Linked DNA regions of Homo sapiens: region 2 is linked to region 1. Evidence: read pairs that join two places in POLR2A ChIA-PET (ENCODE). Cell type or tissue: MCF 10A. All regions are shown on one strand. Links, peaks and the distances in the headings refer to the core of each region. The heading gives the core; the rest is flanking DNA. Region 1 holds the start of FOXP1 (forkhead box P1). Region 2 overlaps FOXP1 (forkhead box P1).

The links. Peaks named below come from ENCODE experiments on the same cell type or tissue, not always from the same donor. Only the 100,000 strongest peaks of a DNase experiment are listed, where the experiment ranks them.
Region 2: POLR2A ChIA-PET joins it to region 1 with 17 read pairs; 15 of 35 experiments call an interaction of 5 or more read pairs at or near these places.

What each region holds. Positions count from the first base shown.
Region 1 is chr3:71,567,942-71,583,781 of GRCh38, forward strand. It overlaps FOXP1 (forkhead box P1), which reads right to left and starts at 15,787. Exons shown (of 21, transcript NM_001349338.3): 1 at 15,630-15,787; 2 at 13,608-13,756. RefSeq lists a silencer at 15,660-15,840. In MCF 10A, for the core only: no CTCF peak of the experiment used is centred there; DNase peaks (open chromatin) are centred at 12,150, 14,250, 15,300, 15,750 and 1 weaker place.
Region 2 is chr3:71,496,356-71,512,195 of GRCh38, forward strand. All of the region lies in intron 2 of FOXP1 (forkhead box P1), which reads right to left. Among named protein-coding and RNA genes, the nearest start is that of MIR1284, 38 kb to the right of the region's middle. RefSeq lists enhancers at 1,094-2,032, 7,261-8,460 and a silencer at 14,203-14,497. In MCF 10A, for the core only: no CTCF peak of the experiment used is centred there; DNase peaks (open chromatin) are centred at 7,376, 7,696 and 8,016.

The DNA.
Region 1 (15,840 bases), core at 7,841-15,840:
GGGAGAAGGGCTATAGAAGAAAAGAAAGAAAATGAAAGAAAGGAAGGGAGGAAGGGAGGAAGGGAGGAAGGAAGGAAGGAAGGAAAGGAGGGAAGGGGAGGGGAGGGGAGGGGAGGGGAAGAGGGGGGGAGGAGAGGGGAGGGGAAATTAAAAAAAGAAAGAAAAGGAAGGGAAGGGGAGGGAAGGAAAGAAACTCGAGCAGGATTCGCCTCCCTCATGGGACCTTGCAGAAGGCCTGCAGAGAATACCCAGTCCTGGAAATGGCTAAGATGTTGTACTCAATGCATATCTAGGAGAAGGTATGTGCTTCCTGAGGAATTTGAACCCAATTTGATTCAGCAATAGAGTACACTTAGATGGATGAGTGCAAGCTGTACAGGAGGGCCTCAGGCTGCTATGCCTGTCCCAACCTGGTCCTCCTGTTCTACAGAGGAAGAACCCTTGGTGCAGAGAAACAAAGCCCTTCAAGACAGTTTCTGAATCTCAGGCAGAGCTGGTTTCATGGACATGTGACCTGTGCAGTCCCACAGGGCCCCACATACAGAAAAGCCCCAAGCTCAGAAGAGCCCCACCCTTGGTTTAATGCTCTGCCATCACCTTCTTGAAATACTTACTACTTTTTAAATAGGGACCCCAAATTTTAATTTTTCAATGGGCCAGCAGATTATACAGCTGGTCTTCTGCTTTTTGTTTGTTCCCTGAATTTTTTTTCTTTTTTTTTTTCTGAGACAGTCTCACTCTGTCACCCAGGCTGGAGTGAAGTGGCGTGATCTCAGCTCACTGCAACCTCTGCCTCCCCGGTTCAAGCAATTCTCCTGCCTCAGCCTCCCAAGTAGCTGGGATTACAGGCATGAGCCACCACGCCCGGCTAATTTTTGTATTTTTAGTAGAGACGAGTTTTCACCATGTTGGCCAGGCTGATCTTGAACTCCTGACCTCAGGTGATCCACCCGCCTTGGCCTGCCAAAGTGCTAGGATTACAGGCGTGAGCCACTGTGCCCAGCCTGTTCTCTGAATTTTCAAATGCCTCATAAGACTTGGATTTTTATACCACATTTTTACAGACAACTTGTTTCATGGGCTATTTACACTCTATGAGACCTGGTTGTCCTAGATTCTCAAAAATTTTTATTTAATGCAGAGAACAGCATTTTTTTCACTTCATCCCTAATACATGCTCCAAGCTGCAAACCAAAATGTGTTAAGTATGACTGTCAGAGCTCAAGAAAAAGCAAGACACAGATGTCACTAATGGGCAGAATAGGGGTATGAAGGGACAGGATACATTTTCTACCTCAAGGAGCTGAGAGTCTGAACTACTTATGAAAGAGCAGTTCCGTTTACCAAATATGCACATGTGTACACAAGTGCATGCAGACGTACAGCACACATATCCACAGAAAACACTTGCAACTCCACAGGCCCATTACGGCCTTATTCCCATCTCATGTAATGTAAATTACAAATGCAGAGACCATTTGGTCCTTATAGTGCTGCCCTCAAAGAAAGAAGGAAAACCAAATATAAATGCATACAATGGAAGAGCAAGTACTTATTAAGAATCATATAGAAGACAGTTGTATTATACTGGAAAATACTCTGCTACAGAGTGAAAGAACAGCATGTAACAAAACAGTATAAGGAACATCATCTATATATTTTATATTTTTAAATATGAGTAGTATATTCATATATATACATATACACACATACACATAGAGAGAGAGAAAGACACATATGTGCCAACGTAGGTATCTACATTCACAAGTGTATGTAAATACAGTTATGGATATCATTACGATCCTAATGGCTATGTGACTCAGTGAAAATCAGTCTCCACTTTCTTTTTTTTTTTTTTTGAGACGGAGTCTCGCTCTGTCGCCCAGGCTGGAGTCCAGTGGCGCGATCTCAGCTCACTGCAAGCTCTGCCTCCTGGGTTCAGGCCATTCTCCTGCCTCAGCCTCCCGAGTAGCTGGGACTACAGGCGCCAGCCACCACGCCCGGCTAATTTTTTAAAGACAGGGTTTCACTGTATTAGCCAGGATAGGATGGTCTGGATCTCCTGACCTCGTGATCCACCCGCCTCGGCCTCAGTCTCCACTTTCAACCCCATTCTCTTCATGGACAAAGGCGTGGCTCAGCTCTGACTGTACCTTAGGTCTTCTGGAGCTCTGACAAGTCCCTACCTGAGGGGTCAGGGCACTCCCAGTAATACTGGGACTCCAAGTCTCAAAAGCAAAGTGGCCCCCACTGCCTCCTCATTATGACAGGAAGCTTTAGTGCTCACTTGGCCTGGGTAAAGAAACACTTTGTTTCTTGTTTTCTACTTTTCTTTTTTTTTTTTTAAAGATATGGCTATGGATAATGGTCGTAGATATCTTACAATCTAGGATTATTTTGAAAACTTTTTTCTGAGTTATTCATTGTAAGACTCTCCCCAATCCAAGGGTGAAGGATACTTGGACACAACACAATGCCAGTTCAAGTTCAAGGGAAGTGTTCCATCCTCTTTCAGCCTCCACTCAGCTCCCTGACACACGGTGCATGGTCCAGCTCCCTGGGATTTTCCCATTCGGAAAGGGAAGCCGTTTGTCGAGCCAGCCTCTGTGACCACTCATGATCTGAATTACCCACAGGTGTTCGAAAATACAGAGGGATCCAGCATAATTAAGAGCATTAAGCAATCATCTCAGCCCAAGGAGGCAGTTGAAGAAAAGAACAGAGTTTGGGCAACACTTGGGGAAATAAATTCCACAGCCTTTCACCAAGTTGAAATCTTGGCTTTGGACACACATAAAAATGAGCCTGGCCCAATCTTAGCTCTCAGTGGACATCTGCCATATCACAAGATTTGACCCAATTGGCCTGCCTTACCATAGAGAAGGCCACTGCTGGAGCAGCAGATGGTACTGCTGGTAAGAGCCAACGTGGACGGACAGGGCTGTGGCAGGGAAATGGCAGAGCACAGCTGGCCCCAGCCTGGGTAGGAGGCTTTGCTTTGAAGAGAATCATTTTTGTGATGCATTTTTTTAAAATAACATCGATCTGATTTCCTTCTCTCGTAGACTTCAATCACTTTTCATGTCCTACAGAACATTGCTAATTATTCTTTTATTTTCTCTCTTGTCACCAGGTACTGTCATACAGTAGTAAAACAAGTGCTAAACTCTATCCACAGAGAAATGTCTGTTACAGAGAATTGTGTTAGAAACGCTTTGTTGACAAGGAAGGTAGAATCAGTGTTTTCCCTTAAGGTTTTAGTAACCCAGGAAAAGATTCTAAGTTACAAGTATTACTTCTCTTTAAGTAAACCATTACTAAGTATGATCTTATTTGATATGAAAAACTCAATTAAAAAAAATTAAAACTGCTGTCTAATGGGTGATACCGACTTTAATAGCCCCTGGTTAATGCAGACTAGTCATTTAAAAAGAGCATTATCCAAACATTGCCCCTTTGTTATCATTTTCCCCATTCTTCAGGGAAACACTATCTACCTTTATACTCATTTTGTTTAACATCTCTAGTCATTTATGCTATTTACTGAGTATCTGATATTCTTAATAAAATGTCAGTACAAATAAGCAAGTTGTCTAGGAGGAAAAAAAATTAAGTTTTTCCAATCTTCCCTGGCTGGTCAAGGTAAACATTTCTAGATGGCCCAAGTCAGTTAGCCAGGCTGACAAAAATGCCTTTTCTCTTTCCTCTTAAATTACAAAAGATGATCATTTTACTCAGCAATGAGCCTGACTAAAATGAAACTCTGTACATCAGAATTAAATATGTTCTATCCACTCGAAATGAACAGTGTATTATTTATCACTAATACTTAATGACAAAAAAACTGATAACTTTCCCCGATTATACCACTGATTTCATCTAGTCTCGCATCATCGATTCTTTTGGTCATTAGCATAATCACAGAGCATCAACTCTGGCTTATGCAGCAAGTTTGATAACAGAGATGAAAGTAGACACACACTATTTTAAAAACATGTTCCGATTTTCATCTAAGTATATCTTTATTTATATGGCTTTCTTACCATAAAGATGCCAGTCCTTTAAAATATGCAGAAATCACTTTCTACACTGAAGAACAAGGTGCTATATCATAACAAGGATACAGAAGTATAAAGCGCCTGTTAATTAAACATGGCTTTTTAACTCGCTACCCTGCATATGTAACTGCTAAGTTCCAAGCCAAGTCTTTAAATAAGAAAGAGAAAATGGCTAGGCTCCTTCAAATGAATGCTTTGCCTGTTTTTTCCCTTAATGTAAGAGATCAGCCACTTGATAGATTATTTTTTTTAATCAAATTCCCTGATAAATGGTTGAGGTTTTAAAGTTTTTTCCCCCAAAACACAGACAAATGAACAAATTATGAAGTTCCAGTCAGGACTGATGGTTTCTTATGAATCTGAAATTTTCAATGTACAGAGTGCTACTGGGTTTTAGGCTCAAATTTAAAGAACTTGTCTTGAATTAATATCCAGTATTTCAAAAGGTTCACATGGAAAAATCAATAAGCTATAGCTACATGTATCCACATGGATGAATTTTACTGTTGTTTATTTTTTAAAAAAGCAAGTTACTAAAAAACATATATAGTAGGATGCTATCAGAACAAACCTTGAACGTGCAAAACAAAATCCTGTATTTTGAGGAATCCTGTACATGCATACATATTAAAAATATGAAGAACTACACAAGATGAAAACCACCCAGCTGCGAACAGTGGTAAAGTAACCTCTAGGAAAGAAGGACAGAGGTAAGATGAGGATGGGATATTCCAGGAGCCTCTCCTACCTGAACCAGCAGCGTCTTCTCTCTTAAGCCGGGCTACAGGTACATGGGTGCTCACTGATTTACTCTTTGTTCCTTTTTTGTGCCTTACATATTTCACAATGAAAATGGAAACATATAAGCATACAGTTTTAAAATAAATAGCTTTGTAAATATCAGCCTGATTTCTTTTCTTAAAAAGGTAAGTTGAGTTGTTCTCAACTCACAGAACAAAATGCTTGAGACCAAGGCATCACACTCTATTCAGTAATTCGGACACTGGTTACAAATACTGAAAAACCCAGCAATCCAATATAAAATCTATTCATTTTCAAAAGTTCTTAGGATTACCTTATATTTAAAGAATTTTTAACCTCAGGAGTCTGCTGCAGGAAAGTCACTTCTAACAAAGAGATACTCTGTATTTAGTAAATGTGACTGTCCTGCTTCTTAAGCAAAACAAAAGCAAACACAGAAATGAGATTTCTCTCTAAGTATCTTTTTGAGTTGACATAAATACACACACAAGGAAAAATATGCAAGAAGCATACTTTGTGTGTGATTTCAGGACAAAAAGGTATCAGAAAAGGTGAACTTTCGCCAGGTGGAGAGTCCCTCCGTCCCCACCCCCACCCCATCCTCATCCCAGAATACTTAAACCTTTTGCTGCAGTTGCCATAAGGATAGCCAGACAAAAGGGAGAAGCACCCCCAGTCAGCAGCAAGGAGGATAACTTGCTTCTACAAGTATAAGAATTTGTTGTAAGCTTACCAAAGTTACGGCTGCGCGTTTACTGTCAACATGCATCACACTGCAACAAAAGCCATTATTTAGAAAATAAGATGAACACATTTAAGCAGCTGAACCCTTCTTAAACCCAGAGAAGGCATGCAAAACAACAGCAGGTCTGCAACAACATGCCTGATGGAGCCCATAAAAGAAAACTGGGGACTGAACGATTTTCTATTCTAATAGACCATTTTCTCCAAAATTATTTAAAGTTGCTTATGGACATAGATGTTATCTGAAGATGCCCCACCCCTCCTTCCCAAGGCTCAATCAACTAGCTTCTTTCCAAATAATTAAATGGGGCAAACTTTCTATTAGAAAATATCTACCATACATCACTAAAAAAAGGTCTGTCATTGATTCCCTAATGAAATATCAGTTAATTACTTAACCTTTCTTAATGAAATGATTAACATTTCAACAAACAAGGCGGAATGACTTCGCATCAAGCTGTAGATTACCAGTGACAGTGGTAACTATGTGTCCTCTACCATTGCGCCGTCTATTCTTTCAATCAGCTCCATGTTTCATCTTTTATAGAAATTCTTTATGCAGTAGTAGAGACACTCTACTTTTAAAATTTGGCCCATAAGAGTTTTTTTTAAGTGCCTCAGGGTCAGAACAGAAATTTTAAAAGTTTTTATTAGACGAATATCCCCAATGCTACCTAAACCTACAGAAAAGCAAACTGTGAAGTTCTAAACGTAAAAACAATTGCCAACTTTTTGGCAGCTATTAAAATAAAGCCACACCTAAAGCCAAAATGGAAATTAAAAATTAGGTGTGGGCATTATGGACACATTATTACCGGGTAACTTCAAAAGCCACATTATTAATACAGATGAAAAAATGTCTCAACAACTTTTATTTAAATAACTCTTTTGATCTTAGTGGTTAGATCTTTAGTTGAAGCCCTGAATATTTAAATAAGCCTCCTTAACATTTTATCTTCCTTTATTTCATAATCTTGTAGGATGCCTTCTTCTTAGGATTCTGGTTTCTTTATTTGTGTGGCATCGTTGGCTAGGCTATTTCCATCAATATTCGTGCATGCCCCATCACATACGATAGAGAATTTCCCAAGATGCTTGGGAAAATCAAAATACTTCTGCCAGCAGGGTTAATCCAAAGAGCAAACAGTTACAATTTTAAAATTAAGATGGAATACTCAGAAAAAAAAATTCTAGAGAGTCATCTGACACTAATTGGTAGCTACAGCATGACAACACCCATTGGGAAACATGGATGCAGGCAAGACAAAATTCAAAAGGAAATTATCTGATATTGACATTTGGTGAAAACCACCGATGTTCCAGGTTGTTCCTATCACGTTATTGAACTGTGAGGCTCTTGTTCTGCCTCTGTTTCTCTAAGTCTCCAAGGTTTCTTTTTGTGCCCTCCTGAAAAAGGAGCTCCGTTTTCTTCTCTTAGGTTTCACAATGGCCAACCAATTCAATTAAACTCTTAAGAAGGGTTGCAGGCTTTCCTCCAACTCTGATAATTGACAGGTCCAGTTTTCCCACTTTGGTGGGCATCAGGACCATGTGGGATGCGATTTAAAAACACAGATGCTGGCCCCACCCCAGATACGGCACATCCAGGAGTCGTGCAACTGTGTCTGTGTTGGGAACAACAGCTCTGCTGTGATTCCAATACTCGTGCTTGGTTAAAAACCACCGTTTTTCATTCGTAATAAAAATCCAAATACATTAAAAACAACACAGGATGGGCCTCAAGGTAAAATCAAAGAAATCATCAGTAAAATCCAAGTGAAGATAGAGATTTCAGTTCCACACATCTGAAAGAATAAATCACTTGATTCACAGGTCTCTAGCATGCATCAGAATTATCAAGGGAAGTTTGTTATAAATGTACGTTACCATGTCAATCAGCAAAAATTCTGACTCAAGGATCTGTATTTTAATAACCTACACACACACACATACACACACACACACACAGATACAGAGGTAGGTGAGCGAGGACCTCACTTTGAACCAGGCTGAATTAGGACCAACTGCAACCTCCCTTCACTTCAGACATGAGCATTCACTTCCATCTCTGTGCTCACCCCCAGGAGGGGAAGCCACCAGTGCCACTGGTCATCAGGAGGTAGGCACCAGGGCAAAAGAAACTCAAGCAAAACTCACATCACACCCTCCCCCAACAAAAGCTGCGGTCACTGTCCTGAGAGCACCAAGAATATCTTTTAAAAATGTGAGTAATAACAAAGCCCTGTATCATTGGATCCCTAAGCTCAAAGAACATATGTTAAAATATTACCCCTAATTCAAAAGCAGGGAACCTGGAGCAGAGAAAGTCACATTATGACTCAATTGCACAGCTGGGAGGGAGAAAGGACACCTCGGAAATTCAGTTTGATGCTAGAAATATTCTTCAGTGTCCTAGTAAACAAAGTGAATCACAAAATTAGCTAAAATCAGAGCATCTGGTAAAATGTGGATGTCCACCTGACTTACAAGTAATAAATAAATATATGTCCAAACATAAAACTCAGAGAAAATGTTTGTCCTAAGCAAATCTATTCTATTGAACATAAACAAGGCCCAATAATCCCACATTCAGATCCATTTTTCCCTCAGTAAATTGTCCTATAACATGCTAGCCTCTGATATCTTCAAACTGTTGAAATCAAACAGAATGACATGGGCTTTCTATTCAATGATCCCATTTCAGCTATTTATCTGAATTAGCAGCAGTTTGAGGAAATACACTCATCACAACATGATTCTGAGTATAGAGAAGTAAATAGTAAACAGAACACTGGAACACAACTGTGTATGTATTCATATTCCTTTTTAAAAAAAAAACTATTTTATTAAAAATACAATTTGGAAGGAAAGTGCAATTAGCTTTGCACAGGCACTGCTGAGATGTTCCCGAACACAGCAGACATATGTAAATATTTCGTGATATCAGTTCCATTTGAGTAGACCTGTCAAGATATTTACAGGGCTTGACAGTACTTCTGTCTTTAATTAAATTTTTGCCCAGATACTTTAATATAATTTAAATAGATTATTAGTTGTCAGAATCGAATATAAATTTTGTTTACGATTTAGTTACTTTAAGTACTCAGACTGAAGGAACTAATTTAACCCTACAACTGAGCAGCTTTAAGCATCAAGGCCAAACCACTAGAAAGCTCCCACTGCCCTTTGCACTCTACCAATAACCTTAAATTATTACAACTGAATTGTAAATTTCATGGCACTAAACTGAGCCCCCCTCCCCTCCTTTTGAAATAAAACAGCTTGGGGAGGGTCATGAGGAAACACCCATTTACACCTGTTCAGGTACTAGGTAGGTTCTCCCTTTCAGGCACTCGTTCTCACAGCGGCTGGCTAGATAGGAAACATTTTTTTCTCACTCTAAGTCCCATAAAATAACTACCGAACAAACACCTGTTGTGTACAAGGCAGGGCATGTATTAAAGACTGGCATCAGGGCATTGCAAAAAGAAAAACAAGCCTTGCAGAGACATCCACAAGCCAATCTGGTCAATAGATTTCACGACTGGGTAAAACAACAGTGCGTGCGAAGAACACAGCTTCTGGCACAACCTTCTTGTGAATGGCAGCTGACTTCTAAACAAGGATTGAAAAATGCCTTAGCACAAACTGACTGTAATTAATAAGAATAATTTATTAAAGAAACAAAGAACACTGTCTAATTGTCTTTCCTGACTGCCATGCACTTTCCCCCATTGTACTTCCTCTTTGCAGAATACCAGCCTCGTAGCCCTAACTGTAAGAACATTATCTATGGGATGCAAAACCAAAACACTTCTAGAAATCAAATATTCCTTACAACATTTATTTTTAGGTTAGCGACACAAGCCAAATCTGCTTAATTTCCATTAAGCACATGGTCACATGCTCATTGAAATAAACTACAAACGTCCCAGGAAAAAAAAAAAAGGAAAAAAACTATCATGCAGAAGATACCCCAAATTTCGCCAGGTTTGCCCGTTTCAGGAACTTGCCTCATCTCAAGGCCTGCTGGCATTCCAGCTTTTGGAGCCTTTATCCTTAATTCATCCAAGTACCGGAGAAGAGAAATATGTTGAAAAATCAGTTTAAGATGGTTCCTTGGATAGCATATGTATAGCAAAGTGGCCTGCAGAGTAGAGTAACAAATGACAAGAAAGATCATTAAAAAAATGCATGGGCCCAAGTGCAAACCTACTTGGCTTGCTGGCTTGTCTCACAAACTCAATGTTTGATCACCTGGTGGGACTAACTACCATCAACTTAAAAAAAAAAAATCCCCTGCAAATAGTAAAAGTATACATTGGCTCAGGTATAAAGTTCACCTGTCTATTCAGCAGATGCCTTTCTTGAGGTTATTTTCTTTAGAAAACAAACCCCTACCTGCTTGAGAGGTTTATATACTCTAGATTCAAAAAAACACATTTAAAAAGAAAAAAAGAAGGCCAATATTGCTGGTATAGCAAAAATGGCATTTACTATGACTGAAATCTATAAAAGAAGTGTGACATCTGACAGGATAAGGAAGAAAGGAAAAGCCCTTAGCAAAAAGAAAAAAAAAATTAAAAACAAAAATACCACCTGTGTAAATCTAGCCATGCTCTGGAAACCCTTTCTCGGTCGTGGAGAAGAAACAGCTCATGCTGAATGCCTTGAAGTTGCAATTAAATTGTAGTAATTTAAGATTATCGGGAGAGCAAAGGGCAGTAGGAGCTCTTCAGAGGGTTTCCCTCCCCACTTAATGCTCTTCAGTCACGGGTTAAATGAGTTTCTTTAATGTAAGTACCTTAAAGTAACAGAATCATAAACAAAATTTATACTATGTTCTGACAGCCTGCAATCTACTTCGGTTTTATTAACGTATACCTAAAATTATTTTTAAAGGACAAAATTCTTGCTATACCCTGTAAATATTCTTGGCATTCCCACTGAAATGTGATAGGTACTGTAACACCTAACCTTGTCTAAATATACATACTTTTTGAGATGTGGAATCTTACAAGATAGTGTTTCAAAACTGAGTTTGAGTCATAAGTAAAACATGAAAATCAAATAAATATGCACAATAAGATTGGCTGCAAAGAGGAAGCTGGGTTCAAAAGAAGTTGTCACATCTGCTATATTCCTTCTCTTTCTTAATTTTGGCACTGGACCCCCTGCAATATAAATATATTTGAAAAATATCACAATTCTTCTGTTAATTTAAACAACTGCTGAAAACAGACATACCCTTCAACAGAGCCTAAGATGCAAATTTACAAGGCCAGGGGTATAGTCTTTAAAAAGGCAAAGAAAAACTCAGTAACAGAAAACCATGCCTAGGCTCAATATTAACTCAGTTAACTTTTGCTATTATAAGTATAAATGGTTTAACTAGAAAATATTTATAGCGTTTTCAAAACATTACATATTGCAGAAAATTGCCTAATAGCATCCATGTGTATGTTTAACCCACATTGCTTAATTATACAATAAAGGTATATCTAGTAAAAACTACAGACTTTGAAACATGTTGTGCACCATGGTTATGAAACTCTGGCTTACAAAAAATATATAAACTGCTTACTATGTGACCGACACTTGTTAATTAAAAATATAATCCTTAAATGACAATTATTTTTATTCTTCTGTATGTGTTTACTTATCCTGTTTCCTACTTTGTTCTACTTAATTTAAAATAACATTTAATTTGGGGATAGTTTATCCCAGAAAAAAAAAAGTGTTACACAGTTTATACTCCACGATTTAAATATAAACACAAAATCTTAGACATCTCCAGCAATATAAACCCCTTATCTGAGACAGTTAATTTGAATAGTTGATGTTTCTTTCATTATACTTTGATAAACCTGTGAAAACAAAATGCTACAGTAATTACTGTTACTACTCCCTTTAAAAATGTAAAGTAGTTAAATTTTCCTAGACAACAAGCAAGGACAAGTTACAGAGAACTTGAATAAAAGTAGCAACGTGGTCATGTTGAATGTCAATCTAAAAAAAGAGGTTGTCTAATCTGGAGACTGCTCTCTCTCGCCTTTTTAAATTCCAAGAGTGGGCTGACACAAAACTTCATCACCAGAGATTTTTTTTTTCTTTTTTTTCTTTTTTCTTTTTTTTTTTTTTTTTGAGCTTCACATCAGATTTAAACTCTCACATACAAAACCTTGGCTTCCCTGACAAGGCAGATCTTCTAAACTCAATGTGAGAAAACGTTATCTAACTCTAGTGTAGGAGTCTAATGTTGGTAAAAAGAATTCCATTGCACAGTTCTTGGTAGCAAGACAGTCTCTGGACGACTTAATATTCCTTTAATACATTTTTGGGTAGCATTCTCCTCATAAAGAAGGATACATTAAAAAAAATAACTTGTTTCGCGACTCGGCATCCATAAGGAACTCAAATGCTGCCCAGAGAGGGGCTGAGTATTTCCTTCCAAGTGAGCCTTCGCTTGCACAACAAAGATTAGCATCTGCAATGGTCCATTTCTGCATAAGTGAACATATAGCCTTGCTGCTTGATCGAATAGTCCAGGGTTCTCCGTGTAGCAGCTCCTGACAACCACCCAGCAGCAGTTCTGTTTGATCTCTCCTGCTTCCTTAATTTGGGTTGTCAAGGTTCAGCAGTTGGAGGCTGTTTACTTTACTTTTCCAAAAAAAAAAAAAAAGTGATTTTTTTTTTCTCCCTCTCTCTCATACAATGACTAATCCAAAGTCTAAGGGGGGTGGGGGATGCAGCCAGTGGCAAGATGTTAAACCTTTTTTTTTCCCTTTGCAGTGAGATTTTAGCTGACACCTTTTGAATGGTAACTAGTTGAGTTCCTTTTTTATATTTTTCTTGCTCTTTAATTGTGAGACGTTTCAAATAGAAAGACAGAGGGGGGAAAAAAACAGTCCAAATTTCTGAAACTGTGAGCTGAGTTTTCTTTTCCTGGACCCAAAGGGATGGGTATTTCCACTTTGAGAATCAAAACTCCAGTGGAATTCTAAAAAAGATTTGATACATTTCTCTCTGGAACAGAAAAATAGCAGGAACTCCTCTTTCTCAATTATGTAGGCTATCCCTGGGTAGAAAACACCTGAAGTCTTACTATTTCTTTAAAAATTCTAGTTTACACATCTCCCTCCAAATTGATTCTTGCTGTGGAAAACGGGGGTGGGGGAAAGGGGATGGAATGGAAAAATTTTGCAGCGATTCTTCAATATATTTTCAGTAGCAGAAAAATTCCTTTAAATATCCTTGAGGTCTTCTCAACTCAGCTATTGTCCAAGCCCTAAACCCTTAAGTCTACGTACAACCAATGGTGAAGTGTAGACGGTTTGAATGTACAGATGCCTTTCAAAGGGAATCCAGAATGCTCCTCCGGCATTCCTGTTTAAAGAGCAGTGACAAAAAAGAAAATGCTAACTTGGAAAATACCTGTGAGCAGACATGAGCGCAATTCCAGCCCCTCAGAAGTGGACTGCATAAGGTCAAATGCAACCAAATGAAATGTTTATATTAATTTCATTATTCTGCCCAAGCCTCACAGATGAGGGCTTGTGGGGTGGGGAGGTAGGGAAGAGGAAGAAATAAGTTTCATTTTGGGTCTTCTGGTAGAGCAAAAAGAAAATGAATTAAGACGAAAGCATAGGATGAGCCCAGACTAAATCAATACACTTTGTAATCAGCCCAGCAAGGGTATTTGGATACAATGACTTGGAAATAATTAATAGTTATAAGAGGGGAGTGGGGTGAGAAGGGGGGCGAGGATGTCACCATATTTTATCGGAGCACTTTACACTCCACGCTAAACTTTGATCTCCAGATTTTCAGATTTAGGAAAGAAAGAGGGGAAAAGGGTGGAGGGGAGGAAGTCCAGTATTTCGAAGCACCTACCGGCCTGAGGATGGGCACATTCCTCGCTCCCGGTGCCTTATCGCTAGGCTCGCGCCACCCCGGCTGGCTCTTTGGGGACGGAGAACCCCTAGTGCCGCCTGGGGCTCTCCGGTGTCCCTGGACCCCGCGCCCGCGGCCGCCTCGACTTACCCGCGGAGTCCGGGGAGGGAGTAGGAGCGCCGCCTTCACGCCCGCGGAGGAGGCGCCGGCAGCACCATGGTCCCCGGCGCCGCTGCCGCTGCCCCCGGCCCGCTCGCTCGCTCGCCGCGCGCTCTCTTCCTCTTACAAACTTTCGGGTTCTGCAGTCGACAAGAAACCGGGGCGACCCTCAGCAAGTCTTCCCCGTGCAGGCTGGGGGGAACTGAAGGGGACGGGACGGGTGAGTAGGCCGAGGGGCCAGGACAGAGAGGGCAGCGGGCTCCGAGGACCCGCGAGTGCGCGTGGAGGGAAGAGAGGATGCGGCTCAGGGAATCCCTGCAAGGATCCAGAGACCGGGAAATCGGCCCGAGCCAAAGTCTCAGCACCTTCCCCAGGATCTCACAAAGTTGCAACAACAAAAAGGAGGGGGGAGGAATAGGGAGAAGGGGGTGGGATGGGGATACGATCACGGGCGCAAGGTTTGGAGTTACAACTGTTTATTTAGTCCTTATTCTCACAGGGGGCGGGAGCTGCGCGGGAATGGGGGGCTGCAGGCAGCGATTTCGAAGCAAACACATGGGAGGGGGGCATGCGACTTTGTTTCCGGGAGCGGAGCTCCCCAGAGCCCGTGTGTGTCACTGCCAGTCTCCCGGGACCAAGGCGGAGCTCACAACAGGTGGGGAGGGGGGCTCGTCGAGGGCCAAAAAGAAGAAGGAATCTAAGTTTCCGAGCGCGACGTTGTCTGAAAAGGAGGGAGGCGGGAGGCGGGGGCGAGGGAAGGCGGAGGCAGCAAATGACCGCGACCCCGCGGCAACTGGCAAACTCCTCGGCTCCCGGCGCCGCCGCCACCGCCGTGGTCCCCACTCGAAGCGCACGCCGCCTCGGCTCGCTGGCTCCAGGGAGTCGTCTCGGCGGGACAGGAATAGAGCGCAGGGAGCTCGGGAGGAAGGCTGCGCGCAAGCGAGGGACGGAGAGCCATCGGCCGCCAGGACAGGGCCGGAGGGACGAGGCGACACGCGCGCGACGCAGGACAAATCGGAGCTTGGGAAATCTCCCCGTCCCCCAAGCTTCAGAGGGGGGTAAAATCAGAAAATGTGTGTGATGGTGGGAGAGAGATCCGGGCGCGGCGACTCCTCGCAGCGCATCCGGCTCCCGCACCCACCCGTGGATCTGGCCACGGCTGTTGCGGACTCGTCTCGGGAAAGCGGAGGCCGAGCGCGCGTAGGGGTGCGTGTCTGGCTGGGGGTGCGCAGGTGCGTGTTTGAATTTTCCGGGCTCCGAGGGGGTGGCGGGAGAGCTTCCTCGCCGCTGACTCTCGGGGTAACGCGCGCGTGGCAGCGGGGAAGTTCCCCAGTGCGGGGCCCAGGGCCAGGCACCACAGTCAGTTTGCTGGGGCCCGCGGGGCAGCTCAAGGGCACCGAGGGGGCACACACCCGCGGGGAAAGAAGGGGAAAAGTTTGCTCCAAGTCTAAACTTTGGGCCTAGGAGGCGCCCGGCGCGCGCCCCCTCCCGCCGCGGCCAGGACCCGGGACCCCGCACCGGCCCCGCGCCCGGGCGGCCACCGGACGCCAACGCCGGACATCGAAAGTTGCGCCAGGCGGCCTGGGCTTATTGATTTCTCTCCCCTAGGCGATCGTGGAGAGCGCAGAGAGAGGCGTGAAGGGGCCTACGGGCAGGCGATCTCGCCTCCTCACAGTCGCCACCGCCCCCGCCCCCATTTGACTTATGCAAATAAACCCAAAGGGTGCGGGCGCCGCCGGAGCTCCCTCCACCCGCGCGCCGGCCCGCAGCCCCCACCCATCCCAGAGCTGGGCCTCGACCCGGGGGGGAGAGGAAGAGAGGGGAGGGCTGGGGGAGATGCACGTGGAGCCTGGAGGTGGAAAGTAGTTGTTTTTTTTTTTCCATTTTTTTTCTCTTTTTCTTTCTTTCTTTTTTTTTTTTTGTGCTGGTTGTTGTTGTTGTTTAAAGTGGCGGAAACAAGACAGGAGGCGGCTTGGGAAAAAGTGGAGCAGAAATGGAAAAATACAAACTCACCCGCTGCAAATGGTCTCTCGGTGCAAACTAAGGTGTTTTCGGGCCTTTCCCCGCGCGCGCCCACTCCCGCCCGCGCGCGCACCCCGCGCACACACTCACTCGCGCACACACGCGCGCACACACGCACTCCCGGGCGAGGGCCGGGCCGCCGCGAGTACAGCGTGCAACCGCCACACAATAAATAACAATAGATTCCTCCGCTCCGGACTAG
Region 2 (15,840 bases), core at 4,466-12,465, 75 kb before region 1:
CATTTCACAGGTCAGAATATCATACTCGAAGGCTTGGGGGTGAGGAGTAGGCAAGTCAACAGCAAAGATCAGCCATGAGGAGAGGGCTGGTGGAGGTTTCCTGTGGGAGTTTCGTTTTCATTCGGACTGGAGTGAGTAGCAGCTTTCTAGCTAAGACATAAATCGGTTAAACAATACTCTATGTGGCCGGCCACAGTGGCTCACGCCTGTAATCCCAGCACTTTGGGAGGCCGAGGCGGGCGGATCACGAGGTCAGGAGATCAAGACCACACTGGCCAACATGGTGAAAATCCCTCTCTACTAAAAATACAAAAATTAGCTGGGTATGGTGACGCCAGCTACTAGGGAGGCTGAGGCAGAAGAATCGCTTGATCCAGGGAGTCGGAAGTTGCAGTGAGCTGAGATTGCGCCAATGCACTCCAGCCTGGCGACAGAGCAAGACTCTGTCTAAAAAAACAAAAGAAACAAACAACAACAACAAAAAGACAAAAAAAAACAATGCTCTATGTGTATGGTCATTAGTGCTGTCTTATTTGACTTCTAATATTTTAAAGTAACCAGGCATATCTAAAAATAAAGGGTGAATCACCACTGTGGTGTGTGGAAGTGTGTGTGTGTGTGTGTGTGTGTTGTTAAGAATTCAACAGTCACAGGACTGAATTCCATCTTCATGGAACCCCATAGCTAACTAAAATACTTAACTGTTCTGAACTCTAGACATAAAAAAATACAGCAACTGAAATTTTTAAAAATACCAGAAGATAGATACCCAAATAAATTATCCTTTCCACAGTACAGAGGCAAAAACAAAAAAGAAAAGAAAAAAATGACAGAAACCCCCACCCGCCTACGTAGAATTGTATAACTAGAAAAACTATCTCTTAAAGCTGAGGGTGAAATAGAAGCTTTTTCAAACAAACAGAAGTTTATCACCTCTCTATAAGGACATTCTAAAAGACTTACTTCAGACCAAAAAGAAACAATTTCCAGGAGAAAGTTTTTTGATTTAAGAAGGTAGGGAACAGCCAACTTGTGAAGTAGAGTAAGTGAAAAGTAAATGCACTAACAAACAATGTGCAAGTCTCAAACATTTTTTTAAAATGTAGCAGTACCCCCACTTGCTTTCTACCCCAGCTCACGGTATTTACACTGTAGCAATATCAATCACCAAGGCCATGGACTGCAAATGTGAGTGTGCAGGGAGGCACCAGCTTGAAGCCCAAGTTCCCACCCTCCATAGTCCAGAGATTCTTAAACAAGTTCCAGGAATCTGCTGTTCTACCCAACAGATACCCCAGGTAACTCTGATAAAGATCTGAAGAACACTGCATTGCTCTCTGACTACTTTAGGGGAAGGAATTATTCAGTGAACCCCCAGGGGCTCATCCCTGGGAGGCTCCAGCTGAGAACACTATCAAACCTTTGTTCTTTTCCACTTCACTACAGCCCCAGAAGTACCTTGGCCCAGGAGGTCAGCAGTAACCCTGCCTCAACCCTGCTAATCAAGAGCTGCAATAAATTAAAAGCCCATTGAAATATTTTAGAGAAAAGCCGAGAAGTGCTGAAACATTAATTGTGCCATATTCAATCTGTTTTCCTAGAGATTTGAAAAGCCAGATTACCATCTTGGGGGTCATTAGAAAGAATGAAGCTTTCTCCCTTTTCAATTTACATATTTAAAAATGCATGCGTTCTGGCAGTGGCTACTAAGTCCTTTCCAACGCTTTCCAAGTCCTGTGGCTACTCCAAATGCCACAGTCTAGCCATGGAGAGAGAAGCGTGGAATGCCACCGGGGCCTGCCTTGTTTCTGTAAAGCAAAGGAACCCAAATCCCAGGGCCTGTGGTTGCAAAACAGCTCCAGAAAAACAGGTAGAGGCAGAAACAAAACAACAAGTGATGTTTTCTTGTTTTGTTCTCCCCTGTTTATTTTTCCCTGAAGCAATCCCTGCTCAGTACAAAAGTCTGCAGGGAGCTAGAAAGAGCAGCTGTGGTTCCCTGAGGCCGGGACCTAGCAATCAAGTTGTTTACCAAACACTGCCAGGCACCAGGAAAACAACAACAGCACAGACAGCATTTGCATCTATTTTTCAACCTCCAAAAGTCTGCCCTGGAACTTGCCTGCACAGCTGAGAGAAGAGCTTAAAAATTAAAGGAATGAACTGCACTGGGTATTGGCCTCCATGGCCTAAATGTAATCAAGTATTCCATTTCTATTGAAGAATGTCTATCCTAAAAAAAGAGGATTGAGGAACTGCAGAATTTCAAGCAGTGGATTGATAACAGACAACATGCTCATCACGGGCATTTCTGAGCATGCCAACAAAGGCCCTCTCAGCAAACTGACATCATATGCTGAGCCTCCAGCAACTCACAGACATCTTGACCAAGCACCAGGATCTCCAGGGGGGTTTGTAAAACACAGATTGCTGGGCCTCTCCTGCAGTTTTGCATTCCATAGGTCCAAGACGGGGCCTGAGAATTTCTAGCAAGTTCCCAGGTGATACTGATGCTACTGATCCGGGCACCATCCTTTGAGAACCAGTGCTCTAAAGCTAGAGGCTCTATCCCCACCCTGAAGATCTAGGAAGGAGTTCATTTCCCACCTTGACCTCTCCCATGGGTTACCTGGTTGAGTTATGGCAGTTACCTTGCATAGCTGTTTCCAGAACAAAATGCATTGGATGGTTTCCATCTGCTTCTCCAGAGGCTCCACTCACTATCCCCCACCCAGCTCTGTGTCCTAGAGGGCCGCTCTCTGTCCAACCAATGGGAGCTCTCATCTCAGGACGCCACAGAAGATGGGGTATTCATTTCTCTAGTTCTGAGTCCCTCTTTGACCAGTGGCAACCCTGCCAGGCAGCTCTCTCCACACAACTCCTCTCTCTGGGTTCTTTCAGCCCTCCTCTGCCTCCCCTAGTCCACTTAAGGCCTAGGAGAACTAAAAGCCATCTATTTCCATCAGGGACCCTTATGCAAAAGTCAAATTCAATGTGTTGCCCACTGGATCTCCCTTGGTTTGAGAATGCTAAATGGCAATTTTATACACACACATAATATACGTATGTATATACACACACATATAAACACGCACAAGTATACATATGTGCATATAAACATACAGACATGCAGATATATACATCTTCATAATTGTTCGTTTTTAAATGCAACTAAATCAGATTGGCCAGAAAACTTGGGAGTCCCCTGGCCAAGGCCACCTCATGGAGTTTGCATGGATGTTTCCTCGGGTCCCACGTGCCACAGCAAGAGTGAGCCTGCTCTGTCTAATCTGTTACACAACCTGATAAGAAGTGCATTTGTGAGAGCTTCAATCCTTCTCTAATTTACAAACTTAGTTTCCTTTGTTGCAAATGGCACCAAAATAGAAAGGGAACAGAAGTGGGTGGAGCGGGCTCCATCACCAACTCCTGTGAATAACTTTTTGACAATGCTGAACCCAGTTCAAAAAAGCACATCAGCTGCAAAAAAAGGTATGTGTTTGTCAGCTCATAAATAAGATGCCAATCCACCTCAATTCATAGGCTAGGAAAAGAAGAACAAATAATACTTCTGTTTTTAAAATAATAATAATAATAACTCAAACGTGCCCTAAATAAGCATCTGTCTTTAGCGCTAAGTTCTAATAAAGTTCTGGTAAAAAACGGTCACCAGATTTAACCAAATGGGTCACTACACCAACCTCCATGGTTTGGGCAAGCCCATTTAACTAACTTTGTTTCAGTGAAGTTCCCTAAAACTAACCAATCACTATTCCTTTTATTAATCTTCCACTAGTAAGGTTTCTTTCAACTCACCAGAGGACTTATTGGTATCTATGCTCAAAAACAAATTTTTAAGTAAACCCACTAGACTAATTAGAACACATGGGGAATTACGTAATTACTTTTCTAGCTCTGAGGCTCAACCTGAAACCTTTTCGGTTTGTTTGTTTATTGCTCTCTTTTTCACTAACAATCTCCTGAATATTCCATGTGAAACTCGCAGGCTAGTGAGATTTTTCCTGTGGCATCTGTCTGCTCCATTCCCCCATCTATGTCCAAACCCTGCTCTAGAGAACAACTGACCTAACTGATCACTTCCCCTCTTTGGGGATGAGATAGACCATCATCCTGCTGGCTTCAGAACACTCCAGAATCTCCCTTCTGTGCTGAAGAAACTCCACTCCTCCTTCCCCTGGGCCTTAGTGCTCACCTCTCTCCACCATCTTCCACTACCATCATCTGGATGAATGGAGAGACTTGCCTTTTACCCTTAAAGATGTCCCCTCTCTCCTTTTCCAGAAGCCACTCATTCTACATCTTTCAACTTCAAGCAACTAAAAAAGAAAGAGTTGGTCTCTCTTCAATTCCTGTTACAGCCAAGTCGTTCCTCTGCCAACAGCCCACCTCACCTGTCACCTACCCTCAAGGAAAGTACCATCACCTTCCTCCACCGTGATTCCAAGATCCATGGAAACCTTTCTATTCATAGTCACATGTAAGGGAACCACCGCTTCCTGCCCAGCCAACTGGCAGTTACTTCTAAATGTCAAGGATGGCTAGGCACAGTGGCTCACATCGTTAATTTCAGCACTTTGGGAGGCTGAGATGGGCAGATTATCTGAGGTCAGGAATTCAAGACCAGCCTGGCCAACATGGTGAAACCCTGTCTCTACCAAAAATATAAAAATTAGCCAGGTGGGGTGGCGGGTGCCTGTAATCCCAGCTATTCGGGAGGCTGAGGTGGGAGAATTGCTTGAATCCGGGAGGCAGAGGTTGTAGTGAGCCCAGATCAAGTCTCTGCAGCCTGGGTGACAGAGTGAGACTCCGTCTCTAAATAAATAAATAAATGGCAAAAATGCTCTTCAACACCTTTCTCAGGTATTTTACTACAGAGTGAGCATCACTAATCAAAAAAATCCAAACTCTGAAATGCTTTTCTTTTTTTTTTTTTTTTTTTTGAGACGGAGTCTCGCTGTGTTGCCAGGCTGGAGTGCAGTGGTGCCATCTCGGCTCACCACCACCTCCGACTCCCTGGTTCAAGCGATTCTCCTGCCTCAGCGTCCCGAGTAGCTGGGATTACAGGCACGCACCACCACACCCACCTAATTTTTGTATTTTTAGTAGAAAGAGGGTTTCACCATGTTGGCCAGGATGGTCTCAATCTCCTGACCTCATGATCCACCCACCTTGGCCTCCAAATTGCTGGGATTATAGGCGTGAGCCACCGTGCCCAGCCCAAAAGGTGAAAACACTTTTGAACAACAACATGACCTTTCGAAGAAAATGTTCATTGCATGGGTACAAAAAAATAGAAAGAATGAATAAGACCTGGTAGTTGATAGTACAGCAAGGTGACTATAGTCAAAATAATTTAATGCCACTAACCACCTTGAATCCATTGCTCCTCCCAGTGCACACAATCCACCTTCACGTTTCTGAACTCGGTGTCTTTTACATCATCTAAGACTCATATTGTGGTACCCAGTGCCCTGAAAACCCTGGTATCCCTCAAGATGGCCTTGTCTTTTCTACTGACTTCCTGTTCAAGCTCTTTGGTTTCTTTCGCAGAGTGAGATCAGCAAGGCAGGGTCTGGGATTTGCAGGTTATATCCTGGATGGTGGCACGACAGCGCCTGGAACACAGAAGGTTGGGAGGCGTGACGCTCATCAGGAAGGCTCTTTTGGGGAGCCAGGAAGAGTCCCCCAGAAGCCCACTTGGCACCCTATCTATAACAAGTTGCTCTTTAAGAATCATGGGAACTCCAGAATCATTTTCACAAATACCTTCCACTCATGATTCAATTAAATGGCAGAAAACACAAACCTTCCGTTCCCACTGGCAAACTGGGTCTAGCTAACTGAGCACAGCTAGCACAAGGCAGGCCCCCTGCTAGCAGGGCAAGTGGCGGCCCGGTCCCCAAGGCCCAGGGGAGCCTCTGCAGCTCCCTGGAAGGACGGTCAAGTGAACAGAGAGCTGGCTGCCATCTGGGTTCTTTATAAGGCTTTTGTGGTAAACATGTTTACTTTCTTTTGATTGGCTAGGCTTATCAAGTATTTTGTTTTGAGTCTTGCTCTATAAACATGTTTACTTTGAGGGGAGAGCTTTTTTGATAGCTAGCACACTTGTTTTTCACACTTTTAAATTCAAAACATATTTTTCACAGCCTGTGGTAAACAACTCAAGGTGGTAAACAAATTATATTATTTTCATCTTCACACTAGAGAGGTGATCCCTATGTATCTATTCAAAGGCTTGAACTGGGTTGCCGGTAACCAAGGCTCTCTACTGGATGAGAACAAGAATTATATTCATAATGATGATGTTACTAAAAGGAAAACATTACAATGGCAAATCCTGCAGTATCAAACCTAAGCCTCAGTTTCCCCAGTGGGAACATTCTAGAAGAAGCCAGCCATAACAACAGCAGGGGTAGTCCTATTAATTGATGACATCCATATTTTCCATGAAAAATTAAGGTTATGTAACCGGCATACATAACAGCTAATACGGGAGGAAAAATCAAATAATGTTTCAAAGAATGAAGAAACCAACTAGGTCACAACACTAAGTGCAATTCTTTTGAGATCTGTTTTCTGTGATGATTTTTGCCTGCTTTACAATTAGAAAAAAAAAAAAAAACAAGTAGTAGCCTCTAATGTAAAACTGAAAAGCCTTCCATTATTGGAAAAGGAGTAAAATAACAAAAGAGTTAAGAGAAGAAAAAAAAGGAACATATCTCTTGAGAGAAAACCAATGGTCCCTGAAGTAGGATTTAAAAGTGCTGTTTACATAGAGGCATCAGAAGAGCCCCTCTGTGGAGGTAAGTGTGAAGTCCCATAGCAGTGGAGCCAAATCTGTTTTCTAGAGAGTTCTCTTGGTCTCCATGTTCCAACTAGAAACAAAAGCCATCTTACCAGAGGCCTTTGTAGTTAGTTACAAATTACTTAAAGGAATAAAAATACAGGCCAAATTACTTGCTAAAATAAATAAAGCCCCCAGCCCCCAAATCATCTTCTAAGCTTATGCTCAAGTTAAGTTAAAAAGCAAACAGAATTTCAACATGATGAAACCCCATCTCTACTAAAAATACAAAAATTAGCTGGATGTGGTGGCACACACCTGTAATCTCAGATACCCGGGAGGTTGAGACAGGAGAATCACTTGAACCCAGGAGGTGGAGGTTGCAGTGAGCCAAGATAGTGCCATTGCACTCCAGCCTGGGCAACAGAACGAGACTCTGTCTCGAAAAAAAAAAAAAAAAAAAACACCACGAATTAAGGTTGTAGCACCACACTATGGTAAACCTCCTCAGTGACTCGATGTTATTATTTCGTCAGGTATGGTACTGTAGGGAGGGGAGAATGGCAGAAGACACAGGAAGCCTGTATGGAGCCTCATCCATCATTCAGGCCAGATCATGTACAGAACATACAGGCATCAGAGTACAAACATACTAAGTAGCCTTGTTTTCCAAGGTTATAACATGCTCTGGGGACATGCTCATTAGGGGGTCAGGAGAAGGAGCCAAGGGCATTTGGAGGCAGCCACTATTCCTGACTTTCAGATTCTCTTCTATCAAGGAAGAAGACCAAAATAAATAATTTCCAGGTAGTTTTAGCAGAAGTGCAGCAAGACCCAGGGGGTGAGTACACATCACAAATTCCCAGGAAGATCAACGCCATCCCAGCTTTGCCAACAACTGTTTGAGATGTTTCGCAAGTCAGTGAGCTTCTCGGAACCTGAGTTTCCCTTCTTATAAAATGAAGGCATTTGAATCCCATCTTTTTGAACAATACTATGTCATAATTTTATGCCTCAAATCGAAAAAAACACTTTGGGGGATAACCGAGAATTCCAGGCTACATCATCCAATCAATACAATACTTGGAGCACTTTCAAAAAACCCACCAAGGAACCAAAGCTACCATAACTTAAAAGGAGCAGAAACGAAATTTCAGATTAATATGACGTTGGCCAGTGACTAGTCATCAAGCATACTTCAGCATTTAGTTGTCTGAGCAGACAGGTGACTCAGCGGGAAATGGGTTACCCAGCCAGCCACGCTCATCTGACCCACTGCCTCAAAGTAATTTTTCCTCAATTTTCAAAACCAAGAAAGTAAATGACTAATGAAATGACTGAAGAATAACTTCCAGACAATTCTTACATTAAAAAATAAAACCAAACTTCAGCACAACAGTAAGTAGATGAGAAGAAAACAACCCGGCTCAGAGCTGTCCAACGTCTGATGGCCACAGTTCCTTCTGACAAAGGAAACGTGCACATTCCAGGGTGTGTGGAATGATGTGGTTTGGAAATGTCTCGAGGCGCCAAGGGAAGAGCTGATGATCAGGACAATGTCATCAAGAAAAGTGTCACGGAGCCCAAGTGGTGACATTTCTGTTGCAAATATGAGAAAGGAAAGGAACACGCTGGTCCTTCACCCTGGTGTTCAATGCGGTCGTAGGACTTTTGGATATTCTCCTGGGTACTTCCAGTTCTAACACCAACTAACATGTGCAAAGCCTGTGCTGCACTGCACATGAGGTACTCTGTCCATAGCATTTTCATCCACCCTCTTATTAAGCCTTATAACGGTGGCAAGAGTAAATGCTATTATCTTACAGATGAACGAACCAAGGCTGGTGAAGGGAAGTCCTTTACCCAAGACCACAGTCAGTGACAGAGCCACATCTTTCTGAAACCCAAGCCTCGTCCCTTAACCACCAGTGAATACTACTGAGTACCATTTTTCCAACAGCTCAAACAGGAAAAGTAGGAACGTTTGGAATGGTTCCCAAAATAAAGACAACCTGGCAACATAGAGTTATAATTCTGTTCAGACCTCTACGTTGCCTCCCACTGTCTAAAACCCTTGGCTTCTTGCGTGAAGTCAGGCAAACCCGGGAAGCAGAAAAGCAAGGACCCAAGTCACCCCTGGTAGTGCAGCTTGGAAATGAGACAGGACATCTCCCCCAAGACAGGAGACAAGGAGGGAGTTTATGACGGCATATGAGGCATGCACTCAGTCCTCCTATTGGACTGTAGAAGAGGGATGCTTTTTTTTTTTTTTTTTTTTTTTGAGATGGAGTCTCACTCCGTCGCCCAGGCTGGAGTGCAGTGGTGCAATCTAGGCTCACTGCAATCTCCGCCTCCCCTCCCAGGTTCAAGCGATTCTCCTGCCTCAGCCTCCAGAGTAGCTGGGATTACAGGCGCTTGCCGCCACGCCCGGCTAAATTTTTGTATTTTTAGTAGAGACAGGGTTTCACCGTGTTAGCCAGGATAGTCTCGATCTCCTGACCTCATGATTTGCCTGCCTCGGCCTCCCAAAATGCTGGGATTACAGGCGTGAGCCACTGCGCCCAGCCCTGAAGAGGGATGCTTTCTATTCTTCTCTCGGTCTCCCTTCAATTCTCCCATTTTCTTCTGAATCACAACTGTGGGCATCGTCCCCCTTCCTCTCCTACTTCTTCCCCTCCACGAATGTCACCTGTCACTAAAGTCTAAAGGATGAGATTATCACTTCCGCCCGGAAGCCTCTCAAATGAAATTAAATCAAACATTTATTGCACTGTGGTACCACATGCACTGGGTGAGGTGGGGGATACCCAGGCACAGTCTGCCTCTCTGGGCAAGAAGTTAAATAACAATGTGCGATTTAAATAACATTTCAAGACAACAATAAGAGCCTTGTCACCGGGAGTACATGATTAATTGCCAGATGAATTCTACAGACAATAATTGCTGCAAAGTTCAAAAGGAGGGAGCAATCACTTCCAACAAATATATCCCAGGTTGCAAATTCTCCACTGAGCCTTAGTTCGCAGTTGGCTTCGGCAGTGTTGGGAGTTGGCTGCCTGGGGTCCGATCCTGGCTGTGATACTCGTGGTCCAACCCTATTTAAGTTTTCTGGGCCTCTGTTTCATCAGCTGCAAAACAGAGGTAATGATACTTCCTACATCATGGAGTGGTTTGAAGATTAAGTGGGATAATGCATGTAAACCTTGAAACAGGGCAAGTGGTAGTTTTACATCTCCTGTCTCCACGGCGGCGTATCTGCTATTCGAATCCGCACACGCTCCCTACACTGGCTCCCCCTCCTCACCTCCCTGTGTTTGCCAAATCCCCAGGTTTTCTTTTCCAACTAGCTGATAACTTTTCCAACTAAGGGGTTCCACGGTATCCTTCCCCCAGTACCAGGCAGCTACTACGTCTGCCCTTGACTTAGGCTCGCTGCTAGCTCTTGCATCCAGATTTCCACCTCCATTTCTAATATCCTAGGACAAGAGCAGGAAGCTGAACAACTGGGGGAAGCTGGTCCTTCCCCTCAGTACCAGCCAGCTACCACGTTTGCCCTTGACTTAGGCTCAGTGCTGGCTCTTGCATCCAGATTTCCACCTCCATTACTAATATCCTAAGACAAGAGCAGGAAGCTGAACATCAGGGCACCTGGGTTCAGCTCCCAACGTTGCCATAGAGTAGCCTTGTAATTCTGCACACTTTACAGTTTCTCTAAACCTCCATTTCTGCTTCTATAAAATGGGGCTAATGAAAGTCCCTACCTCCAAGCATTGCTGAGATTAAATTATCCAATTGGAGAGCACTGTGCTCAATGCCTAGTCAACCAGCAACGGCTCCACACCTGAGAGCTGCTGTTCTCATCTTTGCTTGGACCACACAACTAAGTGAACAACAGTGTCCCCGGCTGCTCTCTCCTCTCTCAAATGTGTGAGCTGCTGCCAGTCCTTCATGGTACCAGATTTGGGTCAGCGAACCACAGAACTTAATTATGCCCCAGTTTTCTTTCATGCCCATTGATCTAATTTTACATTAAAGTTTCACAAATAGAAACAGGTACTCTCATGCACAGCCAGGGCCAGGGTAAACTGACACCGCCTTTCCAGTTGGGTGGTGATATGCTTCAACAAGACTTAGAATCCCTTCCAAAGAGTAAGGAGTGAACAGGAATGCATGCTTTTAACAAAATAGTAATCACTGGGGAGAATTCAACTACAAGGTCACAAAGGAATACATCACAGCATTATCTAGTATATGAAAACAGAAAAATAAATGTCAGTTAAAAACTATTTCTGATTCATATGATAATGAAATATTATGCAACCATTAAAAAGTATTGTAAAAACAAACAAGGGCATAGAAGGAAACGTGAGCCCCAAATCATACCTGCTTACCAAATGTCTATTGAATGATATGTTGCAAAACTGCTTTTTTTTTTTTTGAGATGGAGTCTCGCTCTGTCACCGAGGCTGGAGTGCAGTGGCACAACCTCGGCTCACTGCAAGCTTTGCCTCCCGGGTTCACGCCATTCTCCTGCCTCAGCCTCCAGAGTAGCTGGGACTACAGGCACCTGCCACCATGCCCGGCTAATTTTTTCTATTTTTAGTAGAGATGGGGTTTCACCATGTTAGCCAGGATGGTCTCGATCTCCTGACCTCGTGATCCACCCACCTTGGCCTCCCAAAGTGCTGGGATTACAGGCATGAGCCACAATACCCAGCCCAAAACTGCTACTTTTTAAAGTTATTTGAGTACTTACTGTGTGCCAGCTGACAGGAATAAGCACATTACATATGCTAGGCTACTGCAAAATCCAATGAAGTGTTATTATCCCCATTTTACAGACAGCAAATGGAGACACAGGGAAATAAAATAACTTGTCCAAATACACACAACTAGTAAATGGATTTAAACCCAAGTCTTATTCCAAAGCTCTTGCTCTTTTCTAATGAGTGCTGCTGCCTATAAACTTATTAGTATATTTATGGCTGCATTAAGTATATTTCTATAGGGGGAAAAAGGACTAGAAAAGCTGACAAAAATACTAGAAGTAATTCTTTTTAGGGGGTGGCACTACAGATAATGTTTATTCTAGCTTTGATTTGGTTTTTAGATTCTTTACATTTATCATAAATCATGTTTGTAATAAAGGGAGGAAATTTGGGGGACAAAGTATTTTTCTGTTTTAAAAGCTCAAATGGCAGCCACCATCTTTCCCTCACTGTGACAGAAGCAGATGCTAGGCAGGCGCTGGGCTCGTGAGGGAAGGCAGTGCCTACCCAGTGGTTAGAGGTCCAGGTGCTGGAGTCAGACGGCCTGGGTGCAGAACTCCCAGAAGCTCTGGGGAAGCTGCTCAGGCCTCTGTGAGTTAGAAATAGGCAGGTATGTACAGGGCTTGGATCAGGGCTCACAGATCCTGAGGGCTCTGTAATATGAGTGATACTCATTGTTTTACGAGTGACATCTTCACTCTACTCAATACGTTTTATAGCCTCTTTCTGCAGATGGAACCAAAACATCGTTAAGGCAATGTGTCCCAATATCTTTTAACCAATTATCGTAATAGATCCTACAACCACCCCTCTCTGGCCCCCAACCTCCCAAGGGCTTAGGGCTGTCAAAGAAACAACTTAGGTCTGCAGAGTGATACCTGCCTTGGAATTCCAGCTCTGACCCTGGCTGGCTCTGAAATCTCGTGGATGTCACTTAACTTCCTTGCCTCAGTTTCCTTGCTTACAAGATGAAGAGGGCAACAGCTCATAGCTCACAGGATTGTGGTGAGGACAAAAGGGGAAAATGTATGTGAGACACTGAGCTCTGCATTCAGCCCACTGGGACTTCTCAATAAACCTGACCCATCATGACTACTTTGGCATTTTCTGATACAGCTCCACTCTCCGTATGGATTTCGCCAGTCATTATGGGTTTCTTCCTTGTAATGGTTTTCTTGCCATCATTTTTTCATATTTAAGCATTGTATTATAATAGAGAATAGAGATGAAGCATGCCCTTGTGCAGATTCTGATACTGTATGCTCCCTTATTAGTCAGCCAGGGCTGCTGTAACCCAGTACAAGAGACTGGGTGGCTTGAACCACAGGCATTCATTAATATTTGCTCATGACTCTAGAAGCTGAAAGTCGAAGATCAAGGTATCCACAGGGTGGGTTTCTCCTGAGGCCCCTCTTTTTGGCCATCTTCCCTCTGTGTCATCACACGGTCTTCCCGTGTGGGTTTTTGTTAGAATCTCCTCTTCCTATTAGGATACCAGTCACACTGGATTTGGGCCCATCCTAATGATCTCATTTTTAATTTAATTATCTCTTTAAAGTCCCTATCTCCAAATACAGTCACATTCCGAGTGAGGTACTGGGGGTGAGGGCTTCAGTGTATACATCATGGGGGGAGGACATAATTCAACCCACAACAGCTCCTCACCTCCTGAAAGGACAAGCTAGGCCCCAAATTAAGAATCAGTTATGCTCTAGGAGGCTCAGATGGGAGAATTGCTTGAGGCTAGGAGTTCAAGACCAGCCTGGGCAACATAAAGAAGCCTCTGTCTCTACAAAAAATTAAAAATTAGCCGGGCTCAGTGACATGCACCTGATTCTTAGCTACTCAGGAGGTTGAGGCAAGAAGATCACTTGAGCACAGGAGTTTCAGATTGCAATGAGCTATGATTAGGCCACTGCACTCCAGGATGGCCAAGAGAGCAAGACTCTGTCTCTAAAAAGAAGGAATCAGGCCAGGCACGGTGGCTCACGCCTGTAATCCCAGCACTTTGGGAGGCCAAGGCGAGCAGATCACCTGAGGTCAGGAGTTGGAGACCAGCCTGGCCAACATGGTGAAACCCCATCTCTACTAAAAATACAAAAATTAGCCAGGCGTGTGGTGGCAGGCACCTGTAATCCCAGCTACCAGGGAGGCTGAGGCAGGAGAATCGCTTGAACCCCGGAGGCGGAGGTTGTAGTGAGCCGAGATTGCGCCATTGCACTCCAGCCCGGACAACACAGCAAGACTCTGTCTCAAAAAATAAATAAATAAGAAGAGTCAGGCCATGTGCGGTAGCTCATTCCTGTAATCCCAGCACTTTGGGAGTCCAAGGCGGGTGTATCACTTGAGGACCAGCCTGGCCCACACAGTGAAACCCCGTCTCAACTAAAAATACAAAAAATTAGCCAGGTGTGGTGGTACTTGCCTGTAATCCCAGCTACTTGGGAGGCTGAGGCAGGAGAATCGCTTGAACCCAGGAGGCAGAGGATGTAGTGAGCTGAGATCCCACCACTGCACTCCAGCCTGGGCAACAGAGTGAGACTCTGTCTCTAAAAAAAAAAAATCAGTTGATCTTGGGCCTTGGGCTTTGGCAATCTGAGCCAGTCCAGGTACTTCAGAAAATGAAAGCACACAGGTGCAGCACAATGGAAAGGCTTCCCCCTAGACACTTATGTGTAGTGTCCTCCCAGTGCTGTAGTGAGCTCCTTGCTCTTCCCAGCCACCAGACCTGCAGAGGGGGCTGATGCCTACCAACTGCAATGTTCAACTAAGCTCTGTCCAATCGAGTCAGCAGACCCAGCCATTGCTCATATTTACATTTGTAAAAAGTCAGGACGGAAAGTGTTCATTCCTGGCATGAACTCCCCAATCTGGGCTCATAAACATAAATCAAAGCTGAAGGTCATTTTTAAAAAATCAGTACATGCCTCATTAAAACAATTTTTTTAAAACTGAGTTTCTTGAACCACGGCCTATAATTTACAAAGTGCAAATGTCTGAGATACGTGTGCTAAATTTAAAGAAACAACTATTATTAAACACCCCATTATGTAAGGCAGTGAAATATATTTGCACTCTGTATATCCGTTATAATATTTCAACTGAGCCTCACAATGTTTGGCAGTTCTTTCCTTCGGTGATAATAAAAGGCTTTTCTTTCCATTAAATATCTAAATTAAGTCAAATAGTGTATGTTAAATAAGCCCATAAGTCCTTTTGTATGATGCAATGAAGTCTTGAAATGCTTATCTACTGAGCACTCTGGCTTAAAGGCTGGTGGTTTATGTCCCCTGCAGAGCCCCGGGACCCTGCTGGCTTGGCCAGACTGTGAAAATAAGCTTCAAATGACCAAACGCAACTGCAACTTTAAAAGTAGGAACCAGACCAGACACAACAAACCACAGTGTAGTCAGCCTCACTTGTCATAATTCATATGTGTGGAATTCAACTGTAAAAGCATTCACAGAGTGCTAAATTTCCTCCATTGGGGCATTCCATGTGGAATGTCAGATTTTGAAAAGCTGCTGATAAGCCACTCCTGATTACAAGTCTACAAGTTGTAGAATTAATAAAAAAAAAAAAAAAATTACCCCAACCCCAAAACATCTCTGTCTGTGTCATCCAATCCTAAACAATGTAGGCAAGTGCCAATATTTTTAAATAACCAGGCCATAAAAATATGCACTCAATTGGTGGCCCTGTATGAACACTGACTTCCTTTTTTTTGGTTTTCTTTTAGCTCCATGTCTACATTATTCTCCATTTTGATGGCCTACATAATGATCACTTATAGCAATCCTTTTTTTGAAAAAGAATCTCATCATGGTTCAATGACTTAAAAATATAATCCTTACAGATTTTTAAAAGAGAAACTTGAATGGATAAATATATTCATGTGTAGATTTCAAAGCCATGCATGTATATATAGATGTAAACACATGAAAATGTAATAATCCAATTAGCACATCTTTTTTGGAAACTAAATTAATCTTAACAAAACTGGCCTAAGGCTCAGGTAGGAGTTGACGGAACTGCTGGTGATGACGACAACAATAATAGCTGCCATTTAGTCAACATTTACTTTGTGCCAAGTGCAGTGCTCAGCCCTTGACATAGATTTTCCCATTTGGTTCCTCACAACAAAGCTCTGATGTAGGAATGCATCTTTATACGTGAGAAAACCACGGCTCAGAGATGGGAAGTCACCTGCTCAAGGTCACATAGTAATTAAGTGGAGGGGAACCAGGGGTTGAACCTAGTTCACATTGT